2 separate regions of the Homo sapiens genome follow, and region 1 is linked to region 2. Evidence: read pairs that join two places in POLR2A ChIA-PET (ENCODE). Cell type or tissue: MCF 10A. All regions are shown on one strand.

What was found. ChIA-PET counts read pairs that join two places held together with the same protein. Peaks named below come from ENCODE experiments on the same cell type or tissue, not always from the same donor. Only the 100,000 strongest peaks of a DNase experiment are listed, where the experiment ranks them.
Region 1: POLR2A ChIA-PET joins it to region 2 with 10 read pairs; 1 of 35 experiments calls an interaction of 5 or more read pairs at or near these places.

Annotation. Positions count from the first base shown.
Region 1 is chr2:66,389,390-66,393,389 of GRCh38, forward strand. It overlaps LINC01873 (long intergenic non-protein coding RNA 1873), which reads left to right. Exons shown (of 3, transcript NR_130931.1): 2 at 10-106; 3 at 1,524-3,061. Among named protein-coding and RNA genes, the nearest start is that of LINC01873, 8.1 kb to the left of the region's middle. RefSeq lists enhancers at 448-742, 1,435-2,047, 2,048-2,658. In MCF 10A, no CTCF peak of the experiment used is centred here; DNase peaks (open chromatin) are centred at 662 and 1,632.
Region 2 is chr2:66,188,247-66,192,246 of GRCh38, forward strand. No RefSeq gene overlaps it. Among named protein-coding and RNA genes, the nearest start is that of MIR4778, 170 kb to the right of the region's middle. In MCF 10A, no CTCF peak of the experiment used is centred here; a DNase peak (open chromatin) is centred at 1,515.

The DNA of each region.
Region 1 (4,000 bases), 200 kb after region 2:
TTCTATTAGTGTTTCAAGAAGCAAGGACATTTAAATGAAAAAAGAAGAGGAAGAAAGCCCTCTGTTAATTTGAAGCTGAGCATCTGATCCACTAAAATTGACAAAAGTATCCTCTTGAAAACTGCCACTTTCCAATAATACAGCCCCACAGGAAGGAGATGTGCTGGAGAAAGAGCCAGTTAGTATGACTATTCTTTTCTTCCTATCAGTGGAGAGTCATGTCTTTCACTGCAAAGAGTTATTTTTCAGATTTTTTGAAAAAGGGCTTTCTTATAGATGAAACTACACAGAAAACTCATTTGTAAATGTCCCTGTCTGAACACTTTTCCACTCACTTCAGTGTTATGAGTAGGAGTCCTTTAAAAACCTCAGATGATGAATTGTTCTGTGACATGCAAACAGCTCAAAACCTGTTAGCTTTGAGAAGCTCACCACTAGCAACTTGCCTGTTCCCAAGTGTCTTGATTTTGATTGGTCAAGGAGAGGGCAAAAAGATTAAAATCTGCCTAAGCCAAGTGAGTATGCTTCACATATTTAAGGTCTACTTGACTCAAGGAGGGGAAACTGACCCGGCCATCAGGCCATAGATTTTACCAGCCCCACCCTGAGTTCACATAATGAGTCATAGCCCAACTTCTTATAACTGCAGAGGGAGGCCGCTTCTTCCCTTTCTCAAAGTAGTTGGCAAACTCCTCAGAGTGATGACCTCTCACAAAGAGTTAGACAGTCATTAGCGGCTCAGCCACCAAGCCTATTGGTGTGGACTGAAGGGGAATCATTCTGCTGAAGTAAAACATGACTTTGACCTGGACGTCAGAGCAAAGCAAAGGTGGGACACCACAGCATGGGGGGTGCCCAGATGGCAGAGGCCAGGAAGTCTCCGAACAAAAGGGAAAGAAGAAATCAAACAATTTTCTGCTCCATTTTATCTCGATTCCTTGACATCCAGACCAAACCTGATTACACGGGCTTGTGTTAGGACTGGGCAGACCTGAACATGTCTGTAATTCAGGCTGAATGAGCTTTCCTGAAGTTCACATGCATACCTCAGGTTTTCCTACCACTTTCCCCCCTGCCCTGCCACTCTCAAGACCACCAGCCCCCCTCTTTCTACCCTGCTATGGATTCTCAGAATGCTTTAAAGAAGGTGATAGTTGAAATTTGGAAGAGCTTACTTAACAGTGGTGAGGGGAAAAAAAAAAAAACAGAACTCATTTTTGCACCAGCAGCTCCTTTTCCCAGTATAGCCAAATAATGACAGTTTAATTCAAAACATTCATCGAGAAATTCCTATACAAAGGCCACTAAATGAAAGAGCAGACAGCAAAAAAGCATCAAGGTGTGAGAAAAGGAGAATAAAGCTTTTGAATCAACTCTGCCAGGATACCCTTAAACAGAAGTGGGGTGGGGGAAACCAATCTTAGAATTAAGTGATTTGCGTAAGATTAATCTGGAAGGAAGGGAGGGGAACCAAACCTTACCAACATTCACCAAACTTTAAAAAAGTTTTTCTTAACCAGGAGTAAATAGCATAATCGTATACCTGGGGATTCATGCCGAAACTTCTGAATCAGACACCCTGGGGCTGGGAACTAGTCAGCCAGGGTGTCTTCTGGATCACACACCCTGGAGAATGTGGACTTTAACATTTCTTCTGAGTAATTTTGGCCTCCAGCCTGAGTAAGGATAGTTCTAGACCTATAGTTCTTAAACCTAGATGAGTAATTATAAGAATTACCTAGGGGAGGAGCCAAGATGGCCGAATAGGAACAGCTCCGGTCTACAGCTCCCAGCGTGAGCGACGCAGAAGACGGGTGATTTCTGCATTTCCATCTGAGGTACCGGGTTCATCTCACTAGGGAGTGCCAGACAGTGAGCGCAGGTCATTGGGTGCATGCACCGTGCACGAGCCGAAGCAGGGCGAGGCATTGCCTCACTTGGGAAGTGCAAGGGGTCAGGGAGTTCCCTTTCCGAGTCAAAGAAAGGGGTGACGGACACACCTGGAAAATCGGGTCACTCCCACTCGAATATTGCGCTTTTCGGACCGGCTTAAAAAACGGTGCACCACAAGATTATATCCCACACCTGGCTCGGAGGATCCTACGCCCGCGGAGTCTCGCTGATTGCTAGCACAGCAGTCTGAGATCAAACTGCAAGGCGGCAGCCAGGCTGGGGGAGGGGCGCCCGCCATTGCCCAGGCTTGCTTAGGTAAACAAAGCAGCCTGGAAGCTCGAACTGGGTGGAGCCCACCACAGCTCAAGGAGGCCTGCCTGCCTCTGTAGGCTCCACCTCTGGGGGCAGGGCACAGACAAACAAAAAGACAGCAGTAGTAACCTCTGCACACTTAAATGTCCCTGTCTGACAGCTTTGAAGAGAGCAGTGGTTCTCCCAGCACGCAGCTGGATATCTGAGAATGGGCAGACTGCCTCCTCAAGTGGGTCCCTGACCCCTGACCCCCGAGCAGCCTAACTGGGAGGCACCCCCCAGCAGGGGCACACTGACACCTCACACGGCAGGGTATTCCAACAGACCTGCAGCTGAGGGTTCTGTCTGTTAGAAGGAAAACTAACAAACAGAAAGGACATCCACACCAAAAACCCATCTGTACATCACCATCATCAAAGACCAAAAGTAGATAAAACCACAAAGATGGGGAAAAAACAGAACAGAAAAACTGGAAACTCTAAAACGCAGAGCGCCTCTCCTCCTCCAAAGGAACGCAGTTCCTCACCAGCAACGGAACAAAGCTGGATGGAGAATGACTTTGACGAGCTGAGAGAAGAAGGCTTCAGACGATCAAATTACTCTGAGCTACGGGAGGACATTCAAACCAAAGGCAAAGAAGTTGAAAACTTTGAAAAAACTTTAGAAGAATGTATAACTAGAATAACCAATACAGAGAAGTGCTTAAAGGAGCTGATGGAGCTGAAAACCAAGGCTCGAGAACTACGTGAAGAATGCAGAAGCCTCAAGAGCCGATGCAATCAACTGGAAGAAAGGGTATCAGCGATGGAAGATGAAATGAATGAAATGAAGCGAGAAGGGAAGTTTAGAGAAAAAAGAATAAAAAGAAATGAGCAAAACCTCCAAGAAATATGGGACTATGTGAAAAGACCAAATCTACGTCTGAAAGTGATGGAGAGAATGGAACCAAGTTGGAAAACACTCTGCAGGATATTATCCAGGAGAACTTCCCCAATCTAGCAAGGCAGGCCAACGTTCAGATTCAGGAAATACAGAGAACGCCACAAAGATACTCCTCGAGAAGAGCAACTCCAAGACACATAATTGTCAGATTCACCGAAGTTGAAATGAAGGAAAAAATGTTAAGGGCAGCCAGAGAGAAAGGTCAGGTTACCCTCAAAGGGAAGCCCATCAGACTAACAGCGGATCTCTCAGCAGAAACCCTGCAAGCCAGAAGGGAGTGGGGGCCAATATTCAACATTCTTAAAGAAAAGAATTTTCAACCCAGAATTTCATATCCAGCCAAACTAAGCTTCATAAGTGAAGGAGAAATAAAATACTTTACAGACAAGCAAATGCTGAGAGATTTTGTCACCACCAGGCCTGCCCTAAAAGAGCTCCTGAAGGAAGCGCTAAACATGGAAAGGAACAACTGGTACCAGCCGCTGCAAAATCATGCCAAAATGTAAAGACCATCGAGACTAGGAAGCAACTGCATCAACTAACAAGCAAAATCACCAGCTAACATCATAATGACAGGATCAAATTCACACATAACAATATTAACTTTAAATGTAAATGGACTAAATGCTCCAATTAAAAGACACAGACTGGCAAATTGGATAAAGAGTCAAGACCCATCAGTGTGCTGTATTCAGGAAACCCATCTCACGTGCAGAGACACACATAGGCTCAAAGTAGAAGGATGGAGGAAGATCTACCAAGCAAATGGAAAACAAAAAAAGGCAGGGGTTGCAATCCTAGTCTCTGATAAAACAGGCTTTAAACCAACAAAGATCAAAAGAGACAAAGAAGG
Region 2 (4,000 bases):
TTATAGTTTCTTTTGTTGTGCAGAAGCTTTTTAGTTTAATTGGGTCCCACTTGTCAACTTTTGGTTTTGTTGCAATTTCTTTTGATAACTTAGTCATAAATTCTTTCCCAAGGCTGATATCTAGAATGGTGTTTTCTAGGTTTTCTTCTAGGATTCTTACAGTTTACAATCTTACATTTAAATCTTTAATCCATCTTGAGTTAATTTTTGTATATGATGAAAGGTAGGGGTCCAGTTTCATTCTTCTGCATATAGCTAGCCAGCTTTCCCAGCATATCATTGCTGATTTTAACCACAGCTTTAGCCATTGCTAATAATCCAACCAGGAAGACTACTTTTGGAGAAAATGGATTATAAAATGTCTATATAAGTATTGCCTCCGGAGGCATTACTTATCAATTGTAATTGGCCCTCCTGAGAAGCTGACCCTTGGAATGTGAAACTGAATTTGAATGGTTTTGATGGTAGTCTCTGTTGGCATTAAGAATGTGTCATCATGATGGTGCTAGTGGTAGAGCCATAGCTGATTGCAGTGTATGTAAAAGAAGTTTAAATGACAGTTTATATTTTTCAAAATGAGTTTATAGTGAAAAGAATACATTGATATAAGAATTTACTGAGAATCTGAAAAGATAACTGACATACAAAGACTCATTTATTCACTCATTCATTCTCCAAATATTGTAAGAAATTTGTTCTGATCATTTATTTTTTTCCAGGCTAGGGGCTGAGGATGTAGGAGATGCAGCTTGGAAATCTGTCATCTGAATAAATGTGTCAAGGTTAATTAAATGGGGTGACACAAATTCTGCATACTCTTGTACATAGATGATGGGGATGGCTAGAGCCAATGTAGGAGGTGTCAATTTAGAGCCTTATCCCCAACTTTCCTGACCTGCATTCCACTAACTGTATGTAACTTTCAAATAGGCCACTTAACCTTAGCTTTTGAGTAATCTTAGCTGTAAGAGTTGGGGTGTATTGTCCCAGGGAAATCCTTTCTTAAAAAGCCTATTGATTCTCATAAGAGCAAGGACTATCAGTTAGTCTGAAGAAAAGAGATGAAGCCACAGCCACGAATCAAGGGGGCAAAGCTGGGCCCATTTTGGTTGTTTCCATCTGTGTCTTGTTACAAAAGTCTCCATGTCATCGTATGTTGTTATGTCTCTATGCAACGCTGAATATTTGTCTGCTTTGCAAAGGTCAAAGGATGGTTGTCCCAATAACCCCTTTGATCCTCTATCACCATATCCAATCATCATGCCTCATCTATGAGGATCTGGGAGTGGATATGCTACACACTCTGCTGATGTGTAGATGTGCATATCATTTATCAAAGATTGCCATAAGCACATCTGTATTTTGCAGTAATTTTCCTAGCCATTTTATTTTCAAACATTACTGGCACATTGCCTGATATCCTGATAGCATGAGTCACATTGTTCCAACACATAGTCAGCACAGAAATGCACACACACACAATCCACATTGAAAATGTGTGTCTCCTTGGTGTTTCTCCCTAAGGCAGCATAGATTTCCTTTCATCATCTTACCACAGCCTTAGCAAGCTTTCAACACAACAAGGTCATTTCATAATAATTATGCAAGCATGTGTGAGTGAGCCAAGAGCTCTGGCAATACACACATAGTATTAGAATAGGAAAATTCACATTCTGCCCATTCCCTGTACCTAGTATATGCTTGAGCTCTGTGGAATTTTGCCTGTTTGAGCGGAAAGCAAACTGGATTATGGGTTTCCTGAGAAATATTTATGGCAGAAATTCTACTCACCTTTCAACATCTCAAGAACTCAAGAAATCAACATGGAAGCGTCTTTGGTCTCAGCTCCTTTATGCAGAGAGTACATCTCTCACTAACTCTTCCTTCCCTGGAAGAGTTCTCCCTAATCCTTACAGGTAACACTTGGACAGTTTATTTCCAGGGCTTAGTTAAGAACATTGACCTCACTTACTTTTTCCCTTCACATCCTATGGGAAGAAGACATATTGGGAAAACAGAGCTGTGAGTTCATGGTTTTAGTGTATTTTCAAATGTGACTAAGTTTCTTCTGGCTTCTAAGGGAGTTGGATGATTTTCTAATTGTCCAGATTAAAACAAGAGTGCTACTAACTTGGCATGGGCCTTGTAGCATCATCCTATTTTATGAAGATACTATTTGTTAAGAGGCAGAACACAGGTGCACTGGCCCAGCAAATCCAATGATCAGTGGTATCCATATGTCCACTACATTGTTTGCTCTCTGAATATATTATTTATTGAAGTTTTCTTGTAATCAAAGCATATAGACTATATTCTCCAGTCAGGGAGGCATTCTTGGGGCATGTCCTGGTTGCTATGACAGAGTAGTTTGACTTAACAGTGTCAATCTGAGCCTTCATTACTAAACCCTACAAAATATGGTCACCATTTAGTTGACATCCTTCACTCTGATGATTAAGAATGATGAGCTGTGTAGAAAACTGGTGTTTCCACTTAACTTATTCATTCCAGGCAGTGTTTCCCAAAGCCTGAGCCAAAGGCCATCTGCATCAAAATCATATGTGGGGACACACGTGTTACAAAAATCAAATTTCGGCTGGGCACGGTGGCTCACACCTGTGATCCCAGCACTGTGGGAGGCCGAGGTGGGTGGATCATGAGGTCAGTAGTTCAAGACCAGCCTGGCCAATATGGTTAAACCCTGTCTCTACTAGAAATACAAAAAAATTAGCCAGGCATGGTGGCAGGTGCATGTAGTCCCAGCTACTCTGGCGGCTGAGGTAGAGAATTGCTTGAACCCGGGAGGCAGAGGTTGCAGTGAGCTGAGATTGCACCACTGCACTCCAGCCTGGGTAACAGAGTGAGACTCTGTCTCAAAAAAAAAAAAAAAAAAAAAAAAGAAATGCAACCCTACCAAATCAGCGTATCCAGAAAGGACCAGCAATCTGAATGTTAAAAGAATTCCCCCACAGGACTGTTTATACCCATTAAAGTTTGAGAAAGCCTGCTGTGAGTGAAGTGAATAAACTAGAGTTCTTGCATAAGGAGGGGTGCTAGTTTCATGGAAAATGCCAGGATCAGGAGAATTATTGCAAATGCACAGTCTCACACCTTCTTAAGTTCCAGTTCTTTGTTTCTCAAAGTGTGGTTGCTGGACCAACTGTATCAGCATCAGTCGGGACCTATTTGAAATTTGGAATCTCAGATAGTATGTCAGAACAACTGTCAAAATCTACATTTTAACAATTCCCAGGAGATTTGTGTGCATGTTAAACTTAAATTTTGAGACACATCAGTCTATGTGATTTACAGATCTTATTGTCATGTCTGCCTGTCTTGCCTTTTTTTAGAAGTCTCATCAGTCTATGTGATTTACAGATCTTTTGTCATGTCTGCCTTTTTTTAGAAGTCTCATCCTCCTCTTTTCTAGGTCCTGAAAACTCAAGACAATGGAACAATGCCAAGCAGTAAGATATGGATACAATGAGTAAAATCTAAAGATTGGTTCCTTTAAGACAAAGGGATCAACATGTAATAACTTGGAAATATATAGCAAAGAGAGAGCCAAAGACGTCTTCTAGCCCTGCACTTTGCCTCCTACTAGAACCAGTGGGAAGATGCTCCAGGAAGTTAGCAGAGTCAGTTACAGTTAACTGCAGCTCAGTGTAAGGAAGAAACTCAACAGTGGAGTCATTTTGAGAGGGAATAGGTTATTCTGAAAAGTAGGGAGTTTCCCTTCCCTATGGGAGTTGAATCCAAGGTTGGATCTTTTTTTTTTTTTTTTTTTTTTGAGATGTGGTTTTCCTATGTTGCCCAGGCTGGAGTGTACTGGCTATTCACAGGCATAATCACAGCATAGCACACCCTTGAACTCCTGGGCTCAAGGATCCTCCCACCTCAGCATCCTGAGTAGGTGGGACTACAGGTACACGCCACTGCACCTGGCCTGGATGATCATTATTAATGAATGTTTTGTAGAAGGGATATAAACATGAGATTG